Linked DNA regions of Homo sapiens: region 1 is linked to region 2. A link is an interaction called in ENCODE POLR2A ChIA-PET data of the cell type or tissue named here. Cell type or tissue: K562. All regions are shown on one strand. Links, peaks and the distances in the headings refer to the core of each region. The heading gives the core; the rest is flanking DNA.

Evidence for each region. Peaks named below come from ENCODE experiments on the same cell type or tissue, not always from the same donor. Only the 100,000 strongest peaks of a DNase experiment are listed, where the experiment ranks them.
Region 1: POLR2A ChIA-PET joins it to region 2 with 5 read pairs; 4 of 35 experiments call an interaction of 5 or more read pairs at or near these places.

The regions. Positions count from the first base shown.
Region 1 is chr22:37,629,892-37,632,391 of GRCh38, forward strand. GGA1 (golgi associated, gamma adaptin ear containing, ARF binding protein 1) reads left to right here. Exons shown (of 17, transcript NM_013365.5): 13 at 107-279; 14 at 1,012-1,208; 15 at 2,105-2,274. Among named protein-coding and RNA genes, the nearest start is that of SH3BP1, 8.5 kb to the right of the region's middle. In K562, for the core only: no CTCF peak of the experiment used is centred there; a DNase peak (open chromatin) is centred at 1,330.
Region 2 is chr22:37,515,431-37,523,629 of GRCh38, forward strand. It overlaps CARD10 (caspase recruitment domain family member 10), which reads right to left and starts at 3,985. Exons shown (of 20, transcript NM_014550.4): 1 at 3,536-3,985; 2 at 2,541-2,678; 3 at 543-868. The coding sequence starts at 3,770. In K562, for the core only: no CTCF peak of the experiment used is centred there; DNase peaks (open chromatin) are centred at 4,071 and 5,593; H3K4me3 peaks cover 1,575 bases.

The sequences.
Region 1 (2,500 bases), core at 1-2,500, 110 kb after region 2:
TTCCCAGATGTCATTTGCAAGGAGGACACTGAGCCTCAGGGCAGGATCAGGTGATGCTGACACCTCTCTAGACAGCCCCACCCCACCTGCATCCTTTTCCCCACAGTCGTCGGATGCCACTGAGCCCCCAGCCCCTGCTCTGGCCCAGGCCCCCAGTATGGAAAGCCGACCCCCAGCGCAGACATCCCTGCCAGCAAGCAGCGGTCTGGACGACCTAGACCTCCTGGGGAAGACCCTCCTGCAGCAGTCGCTGCCCCCGGAATCCCAGCAAGTGCGGTGGTGAGGGCCCACCATGGCTGGCATGGGGTGGGGAGCACTCCCTGTTCCCACAAACCAGCAACTTCTCCTGGGCTTGTCCAGGCCCAGCAGGGAGAGGCTCGTTGCTGTCTTGTTTTGTAAGCAGCAGATGCCAAGCAGTGCACCTGCCTCTGGAAACACAACAGTGCCCAAGGCAGACCTGGGCCCACTGGCCTGGCCTCCCCCCAGGTGTTCCCAGCTCCCTTGAGAAAGGTCCAGAGGGCCGGCAGAGGGGAGGACACTGGGCTGGAGTGAATAGGTGGGGTGCAGGGTGGAGGGAGAACACGAGCTGCTCCTTCTAAAGGTAAGACCCAAGGCCAGAGAGATAGCCACACGTGCCAGCCTTTCCTGTGCCCCTGATCTCTCCATCACCAAAGAATCACTTTTTCTTTTTTTGAGAGGGAGTCTCACCCTGTCACCCAGGCTGGAGTACAGTGGCATGATCTCGGCTCACTGCAACCTCCATCTCCCAAACTCAAGCGATTCTCCTACGTCAGGCTCCTGAGTAGCTGGGACCACAGGTGTGCGCTACCACGCCCAGCTAGTTTTTTGTATTTTTTATACAGACCGGGTTTCGCCATGTTGCCCAGGCTGGTCTCAAACTCCTGAGCTCAAGCGATCTGCCCGCCTCAGCCTCCCAAAGTGTTGGAATTACAGGGGTGAGCTACCACGCTGGCCAAGAATCACTTCTTAATGCACTGTCCCCCGATTAAGGGAGAAGCAGCAGCCAACCCCCCGGCTCACACTCCGGGACCTGCAGAATAAGAGCAGCAGCTGCAGCTCCCCCAGCTCCAGCGCCACCAGCCTTCTCCACACCGTGTCCCCAGAGCCCCCCAGGCCTCCGCAGCAGCCCGTACCAACCGAGCTCTCACTGGCCAGCATCACTGTGCCCCTGGAGTCCATCAAACCCAGTGAGTAGGGCTGGGGCAGGTGCAGGCTGGGTTGGGTCAGCTTGCTGCCCTGTCAGGAGCTCTGTCTGGGGAAGCTAGTGGGAAAGCAGGGCTCCCCTGGCTCTGCCACTGGCCAACCAGAGGGGAGCTCTGAACAAGGCCCTCCCCTTCCCAGGAGTCAGTTTCCTTATCTGCCCCAGAGCAATCAGAGGACTGCTGTACAAACTCCAGGCTTATATAAGCAAGAAGACCTCTAGGGAGTAGGCTCTGGGCCCCTTCCATCCCCAGGAAGGCAGGGCCCAGGACACAGAGAGGTTTGGGGTCTCCCCCAGATTACAGAACTGAACCATGATAAAGACCCAGATCCAAGGCTGGGTTTTTCCAGCCCAGGAGCAGTAAGGGGACCATGGCCCAGCCCCGGGCCCCAAGCAGACACATGAGGCCTGGTGGTCCTCAGCATTGCCCTCTATGAGCTCCCTGTGACCAAAGACACTACCCCCACAGTGTCTCCCAGCAGTGGGCAGAGCTGCCCCTCTCACCAGTAGGAGAACCCTGAGCTCAGAGAAGGGGAGTGACTGCCGCAAGGTCACACAGCGTGAGACTCACCCTCACCAAGTCCCTCACCCCAGCACTCCAGGCAGCAGCCACACAGCATCGGGGGAAGCTGGGCTGTGACTCGGCTCTGGGGTGGGTGTCCTGCCTCCACTATCAGACTGGGGGTTCACCTGCCCTCTCTGGGCACCGCTCTGTGCCCCTGCCTGCACTGCCACCCAGGGTCCAGGTAAGGCCCCAAAGGAGGACTTTGCTCTTGTTGCCAGTACAGCAGCCAGCTCCTGAGGCCAGCCGGGTGGGGGCTGGGGGCTGAGCGGATGTGCTGCAGCTCAGCTGTCCCATCGCCCTCCCACCTTCTCCCACAGGCAACATCCTGCCCGTGACTGTGTATGACCAGCACGGCTTCCGCATCCTCTTCCATTTTGCCCGGGACCCACTGCCAGGGCGCTCCGACGTGCTGGTGGTGGTGGTTTCCATGCTGAGCACCGCCCCCCAGCCCATCCGCAACATCGTGTTCCAGTCAGCTGTCCCCAAGGTGACAAGCCAGTCGGACAGGGCATGCCTCCCTCCTCTCAAGGCAGGGTGACATGGAGCTGGGTGGGGAGCCACCTGTCAGGGGGCAGGTCTCCCTCCCTTGCTGGGTGGTTGGTGTAGAAGGGACCAGAAGGACTGAGCCCCAGGATCCCCGGAGGGGAGCTGGCAGGCTGGGCCTGGTTCCTCAGAGCAGGACAAGCAGCCAGGGCTAGCTGTGCCCATCCTGC
Region 2 (8,199 bases), core at 3,117-5,616:
CACGAGCCTGTAATCCCAGCTACCCGGGAAGCTGAGGCAGGAGAATCGCTGGAACCCGGGAGGCAGAGGCTGCAAGGAGCCGAGATCACACCACTGCACTCCAGCCTGGGCAACAAGGGTGAGACTCCATCTCAAAAAAAAAAAAAAAAAAAACAACTTATCAAATCCTCATAACCCAGTGTTTCTTGGCCCCGGCCCTACCGATGTTTTAGGCTAGGTAATTCTTTGCTGGGGACTGTCCTGTGCCCTGCAGGGCGTTTGACAGCATCCCTGGCCTCTACACACCAGATGCCAATAAATCCCCACTAATTGTGACAACCAGAAATATTTCCTAGACATGGCCAGATGTTTCTAGGGGGTCAGAATCACCCCCCATTGAGAACCACAGTCATAACCCAATGAAGTAGGTACACCGAGCACTAAAAGGACTTATCCACGTCAAAGAGCCAGCAATGGTGGCTCTGGGACACAGGCTGGCTGGCTACTACATTGCAAAAGCTGCCCCTTCCCTTGCCTCCCCGACCCATCTCCCCAGGGCCTACCGCCAGCTGCAGGTCACGGCTGCGAAGTACAGCCGAGTTCTTCTCCTCACTGAGCTGTGCCAGGCGCATGGCGATCATGTAGTTCTCATCCTTGAGCCGCAGCAGCTCCAGGCTGCCCGCCTCCCAGTCCTCCCGCAGCCGTTGACAGCGCTCCTGAGCCTGCTGCTGGTCCCGCAGCCGCTGCTCCAGCCCTGCCCGCTCCTCCTCGAGCACCCGGCCCCGGGCCTGCAGTTGCTGCTCCCGCTGCAGCTGGCTCTTGCGAGCTTCCCGCAGCCGTCGCACCTCTGTCATCAAGAATTGGGTCAGGCCCTCAGGCCCCTCCTCATCTGCCAGGACAGAACAGGGGACAGAATAGGCAGCTCAGGCAAGTAAAATCCAGGAGATAACATACTGTGTCAAAAAACTCAAACCATAAAAACACTAGAGGGAAATTCTGGAATATATTTGTAGAATTGGGAGCAGGGGAGGTCTTCCTAAACAACACACAAAATCCAGGAGTTATAAGAGAAAAAAGATGGACAAATCCATATAAAAATGTTTAAACCTTTGAAAAATGAAAGATGTAACAAAGTTAATAAGCAACAGAGTGGGAGAAAATATAACAAGAACTCAGAGCCGTAATATATAAAGAGCTCCTACAAATCAATAAGATCAACAACCAAATAAAAATATGGACAAAAACTATCAATAGGCAAGTCCCAAAATAAAAATAGTTAATAAATACAGGAAAATATGCACCAACCTATCAACAATAATTACAGTAGCTACTAATATTTGTTAACTTCATTCTTTGTGCTAGATATATCTTAATCTTTATGACAACACTGTAAGGTAGGTACTATTATTGTACCCATCTTAAAGACAGAAAAACTGAAGCACAGAGCAGTTATTTACCCAAGGTTTAATAACTAGTAACCTGTGAACTGTATCACTCAATGAAATATAAACTTAAAACAATAACATTATTTTTTACATATCAGAATGGTAAAAACGTTTAAACATGATCCCCAGGATTCAAATGGGCCCTTACACATTCCTGGTAGGAGGTATGTTGATTTAACAGTTAAAATACACAGACTCTTTGAGAAATTCTTCTCAGAACCTCTTCGCCTGAGACACATTTGCACAAAGACGCACATACAAGGATGTTCCCGTATCGTTGTAATAATACAAAACTGGAAACCTAGGTATCCATCAACTGGAAATGGGTTAAATGAATTATGTCCTAACTTCACTAATGAACAGTATGCAGTCACTTAAAACAAGTGTATGTAACAGAGGTGAAAGAATCACTAAAATCAGTTGTTCTAAGAAAAAGCAAAATACACACGTAGGCGTGTGTGCGTGTGTGTATGTGTTTGTGTTTTTTATATAAAAAAATTCAGCTAGGCGCAGTGGCTCACGCCTGTAATCCCAGCACTCTGGGAGGCCGAGGCAGGCGGATCACAAGGTCAGGAAATCAAGACCATCCTGGCCAACATGATGAAACCCCATCTCTATTAAAAATAAAAATACAAAAATTAGCAGGGCGTGGTGGCCCATGCCTGTAATCCCAGCTACTCGGGAGGCTGAGGCAGGAGAATCGCTTGAACCTGGGAGGCGGAGGTTGCAGTGAGCTGAGATCGCGCCACTGCACTCCAGCCTGGTGACAGAGCAAGACACTGTCTCAAAAAAAAAAAAATTCAAAGTCACCTGGAGCCTCTGTATTTTTTTACATAAAAAACTATACATCTGTGTATGTCAGACATATGTCTGAAAACAGTATCACGAAGAAAGAGCCATCTTAAGCATGTGGCTCTGAACTTGGAATAACGGCACTAGCACCCAGCCCCACCCTCAGCCTACCGTGGGGCCCTGGGCAAGCCCCTTCAGCCTCTCCATGCCTCAGTTTCCCTTACTGTTCAACAGGCATAGTGGGAGCGCCTCCCTAACAGGGATGGGGAAAGGAGCCTGTGCACTGGAGTCCGAGGTGCCAGCATCCACCGCAGATCCACTCACCGAGGATCATGGAGCAGCGCTGGGCGGGTTCCTGGCCCGTGAGCAGCGTGAAGTGTTCGGGGTAGTAGAACTCCAGGGCTTCCAGGAAGGCCTCATAGCCCCTCTTGCCACGGCAGCGCAAGATGTCCATCAGGCGCCCTACAGAGTAGTGGGGGGATGTACCCAGGGTCTAGGGGAAGGCCTCCCCAGGTGCCTGGTTGCTTCTGCCCCCACCATGCTCCAGGCCCACGTTCCCCAGATTTTTGAGCCAGTGACACACACAGGGGCCTGTCCCAACACATCAGGGAAGAGAAGAGAGCCATTCTGCCACAGCCAGGGGAGCACATTCCCTCATGACTCCTGGGCTCCCAGAGCTCCCCAACACCCCCCACAGACACAGATGCCGGCCCGCAAATGCAGCCTGCCTTTTCAATGGCACAGAGAAGCCCCCTCTATCCCCAGAAGCAAAGAAAATACTTCTCCCATTGGCCATGCCTGAAATTCCACCATTAAAGACCATTCCATCATGCCTTTTTGAGTTCTGGTTCAAAGGCACACCCTGTGGGAGTGGGGACCCACGTAAAGCTGAGACGGATCTTGACACTTGAAAAAGGACTCCCCCAGGAGTGTATGGTGCACAGAGGAGGGGACAGACAGAACTCGGAGATCAAAGAGCGCAGGAAAGGTGCCAAGTCCACCGGCTGTGACCGGGAGGTCCCAGGCCCAGCCGGCCCTGGCAGCCACATCCAACCTTCTGCTCTAATGTGGACCCAGGAAGTGGGAGAGAACCCCAAGAGACAAAACTCTGACCCCGGTGTGGGCAACGCGGACCGCCAAGGCGCAGTGGTGGGTGGGGAGGAGGCAGGCTGGTGGGCATACCCAGCCGGCCCACTCTACTGATGCGGAGACCGAGCCCCAGGGCAGCAGAGCCCTAGCTTCGCGCTACACGGCTGTGGGCGCTGCGCCCCAGGGCACGGCCGGCCCAGGTCGTGGCCCACTCGGGACCCGCGGCTCACCGGTGCGGTTGACGCGGCACGGGAAGCGGTAGGTGCTCAGCACCTCCTCCTCGTCCTGCTCGTCGATGACCCGGCACTGGCGCAGATACGGCGTGAGCTTGGCCGGGTTCAGGGCGCGAGCCAGCCGATGCCGGACGCCCTCGATTCGCTCCCACAGCGCGTCCTCCTCCGCCTCAGACCCCGAGCCGGCCCCGGCCTCCTCCTCGGCCTCCCCCGCCTCCGCCCGGCCCGGCATGGCCGTGTCCTCAGGGTCTGCGGGCAAGAGGCGCACGGGGGTCGACCAGGGCTCCCTAGGGCTAGATGTGCGGCCAAGCACCCCCGGGGCGTCGTCCGCAGACCCGCCGTCGGGGGCGCGCCCCGAGCTCCCCGCGACTCACCCCGCACGCTACAGTCGCCTCGGGCTCCCGGGTCCGCACTCGGGCGGCGGCTCCGCCGGCGCAGGGGGGCGGTGCCCGTGGCGCCCCCGGCTCCGCCCCCGTCCCCGCAGCCTCCTGGGCTGCCCGGGCCTCCCCACATTGCCGCCCGCCCCGGGTCGTGCGTCCGGCCCCCGGCCACCCCGCGCGTCCGTCTGCACGCCCTCCCTCCCGGCCGTCCGGCTGCGCCTCCCCCTGCTTCCTGTTTCCCGCCGGCTCTCCAGCCCGGCTCGGCGGGGTCCTGGCCGCCCGCCCACACCTGCCCGGCCTCTGGGCGGGGCGGGGGCGGGCAGGCGCGCTCACACCCCCCGCGCGCCGCGACACACCTTCCCCGGGCCACGCGCATCGCCTCCCCACGCCCACAGCGCGCCCGCCCGTGCGGGGCTAGCCGCTCACGCCCGGCGCAGCCCGCGGGCACTCAAGCTGGGCTTGCCCTTCTCGGGTCCCCACATGCACTGCGGGCGCGGGAGCTTCCCTGGAGCGCAGGACAGCCCCGCGGGGGACAGCAATGGGCAGAGGTCATGGGGGCTTTCTGCAAGATGGGGGTCTGAACCTGCAGGGCAGCACTGCCAACTCCCCTCTTACGCAAACTCCCGTGGCACTTGAGGACCAGGGACCCCACAATTCTCAAAGGGTATTCCTCCAGGTGTTGGTCCCAGAGATGCTGGGGGCGGGCTGTGACTAGCCATCCATACTCCCGCTCCTGCCTGGGAGGCCGGTGGTGTCTTACCATGATACTGGCCGAGTCTACACGGTATCTGCTGGTGCATGCGATACAGTCTCGCTATGCATTAGAAGCTGCCAGGTACCTGCTGCCAGGGAGGAACAGAGGAGGCACAACCGGTACAGGAAAGAGGTGTGAGCTCCCTAATCGCCTTCCACAACTTCTGAATTAGATGCCGTGGACATATGTATTACTTATCCAAAGAATTAAGGTTTCAATCAATAAAGGCTCTGAAAAGCCCTGCTTAAATTAAGGCCGGGGGCGGTGGCTCATGCCTGGAATCCCGACACTTTGGGAGACCGAGGCGAGTGGATCACCTGAGGTCAGGAGTTCGAGACCAGCCTGACCAATATGGCGAAACCCCATCTCTACTAAAAATATAAAAATTAGCTAGACGTGGTAGTGCGCGTCTGTAATCCCAGCTACTCGGGAGGCTGAGGCACGAGAATCGCTTGAACCCAGGAGGCGGAGGTTGCAGTGATATCGTGCCACTGCACTCCAGCAGCCCGGGCAACAGAATGAGACTCCCCCTCAAAAAAAAAAAAAAAAAAAAAAAAAGCCCCAGCAGTAAAGAAACAGATTTAACTTTATATATCCTGGTGTCCTTTTCCAAACTTAATTAACCACAGCCTTTTTTTGGTTTGCATTTGTTGTACATTTGTTTTTGTTTTGGGTGTCACCTGTTTACATGCAGAAGAAATGCTTTGGGAGAACTGAATTCTAGTGCAAATTCCTCAATTAACAAAGGAGGAAGCAGAGCTCAGAGAGGGCAAGGAACTTGCCCAAATTCACACAGCGAGGCCACAATGGGAATAGGCCGGAGCCCAGCCCCTGGCCTCTGTCCTCTCCAAGCCCCGAGTCCAGGCACACACCAGACCTCCCTTTCAATACGTCCTTCCCCTCTCTGTGGCCTTGGTTGCCCTCCCACGCAGAGCGGCAGCTCCTCCCACCAGCAGCCCTACTCCTCGTGAATATTTTTAACTTGGCCAGCAGAGCGGGATGGACGCCTTGGAAAATGAGGCTATGGTTAATTATTTTTTCATCGAGAAGCTAAGCAGGGCCTAAAGATAAGGCACAGAAGCCAAGAGGTCTCTGCAGATAAGTGGACAGAGAAGTGAGGGCACACTGGGTCTGAACAGGCAGGTAGCTGGGTACACCGAGTGCCCCTGGTGCCCAGCATTCCAGGGGAAGCGACAGAGTTCCTTTGGGTACCACACTCCCACATTCACATGTACAATTATACAGGCATGCACACGCACCATCACATACACATGCACACATACACACCCACCCACTGTGGGCATCAAGCCAGGCAGGAGGCAGACAGGGGCGTACCCACTTCCCCACAAACATCTGAGCCTCCTCATCTTTCCCCTGTCCCCGGGCGTCCATAGCACCGAGTGTGCAAGCGTGTGATTAGGTACCATGTTCATTATTGTCCTCTTGTGAGTTCTGCTACATTCATCTTCTCTCTATAGCTATGCCAGGAAGGCGGGCAGGGACTACAGCAGGGACACCGAGAATCTAGACTTTGTACCAGGGGCCCTGGGTTCTATCGCGGGCTCACCGCTATGAGTATTGTTCTTCTTTGAGTCTCCATTTCCCTGTCTGCAAAAGGCAGGCGGTGAGTAGTCCCAGCCACACCTACAAAGGCAGACAGTCCAGGAGTGGAGGGTGCCCTGGAGACCAACATTCAGCCTTAGCTGCATCTACTCGGACAAATTCCTCCCCCTCTCAACTTCTACATCTGAAAAGTGGACAATAGTCCCCCATGTGCAGGGACTGCCTCTGAGTTGCAGTCTCTCCATATGTGAAGTGGGTACAGGAATGTCAGTCCTCTTCCCAACTCATCAAAAGGCATGCCTCCATGTTTCAAACCAGTCTGCGTCCTACTGCCTGTAGCCCCACTGGTCCAAGCCACACATGCCCCCACAAACTCCCACCCACAGTGCTATGGGCTATGGTATGTTCTCCACTCTGCAGCCTTAATGATGTTTGTTTGGTTTGGGAGGTTTTTCTTAGACAAGGTCTGGCTCTGTCACCCAGCCTAGGGTGCAGCGGCCCAATCATAGCTCACTGCAGCCTTGAACTCCTGGGCTCAAGCAATCCTTCTGCCTCAGCCTCCCACATAGCTGGGACTGCACATATGCACCACCATGCCCGGCTACTTTTTTTACCCTTGGTAGAGAGGGGTCTTGCCACGTTGCCTAAGCTGGAAAGAATGATGGTTTTAAAAACATAACAGGTTTTTCTCTGGCTTAAAACCTCTTAATGGTTTCCACCAAACTGGAATAAAATGCAAACTGCCCCCAGACCCTGCTGGCTCCCCCGCCTCCCACTTCCCACTGCCCCACTCGCTCACTAGTCTCATTCTGTTCTTGGAACCTGTCAGCTTCTTCCACATCAAGGCCCTTGTCCACCCTGTTGCCTCTGCTGGGACTGCTCATCCCTCCACTCCTGGTACGGAGGGTTCCTTCTAGCTTTTCAGGTCTCAGATCAAATTCCCCCTCCCTTGATTCAGGAGCACCCTCCAGCAGGGAGTTCCATACACCCCATCCAAGCAATTCTGTGCTACGTAGGGGCCAAAGGACAGCTTCTCCTTCTCCCTCTAGAGGTTTGCCGGAAATGCACTGACAATAGGCAGATAAATAGAAGAAAAAAAGCATAAAAAATGTATTTAACATGCCTAGCACAGGGGAATCATAGGAGAATGATTACCCAGTTATCCATTGAGGTCCAGATGTTTATATCCGCTTCTTCGCTGGGGAAGGGGAGACGGGGCTGTAGGAGTGAATGACTGTTAGGAGGCATTAATGGGCCTGGGAGGCAGACATTATCTTACAGATGATTTTCTTTGGAAATTGAGTGGGACCGAAGAAGAAACACTCATTTGGGACAAAGTTTGTCTGGACTCTAGATGTGGTGTTTAATTTTCTCTTCCTCTGTGATATGAATTTTAATCTCCAGTTAATGAAATTTCAGGGAAGGGATCGAAAGCAATCGTGTTCCTCTTTGGGGTCCAGTTTCTAGCAGATAAGGGAACTTCGGAGAACAGCCTCCTCCTGTGCTTTGGGAGAGACAGAGGATTGACAGAGAGGATGGGGGAAAGGTTGGCAGAGAGACCTTGAGGTTGCGTCTTTATTCAGCCTATCAAAGCGCCTTATTTGGCAGGTATCACTTTCTGAGCCCCGAGAGCTATTTCCTCTCTATCTGACATTTTCCTGGTGCTTGCTTTGCTGCACCAGGAAAATGTCAGCAACCTGTTTGTTGCCTACTTCCATCCCAAGAACAGAGCCGTCCTTGGCTAGCAGGAGTGAGCTGGAATGTTCCAAGAGTGGTGAGGATGAGGAGTGGAGCAGGGGAGGAGAGGAGGTTGAAGGAGGATTGGAAGGGGGGCAGACAGAGCAAAGGCCTTGAAGATCATTATGAGGACTTTGGCCTTTACTTTTCTTGGTAGTAATACGCCGCTATCATTGTCTTCCACAAATCAGCCACAAAGGCCACAGAAGCAGGGATCCACCTTTTTG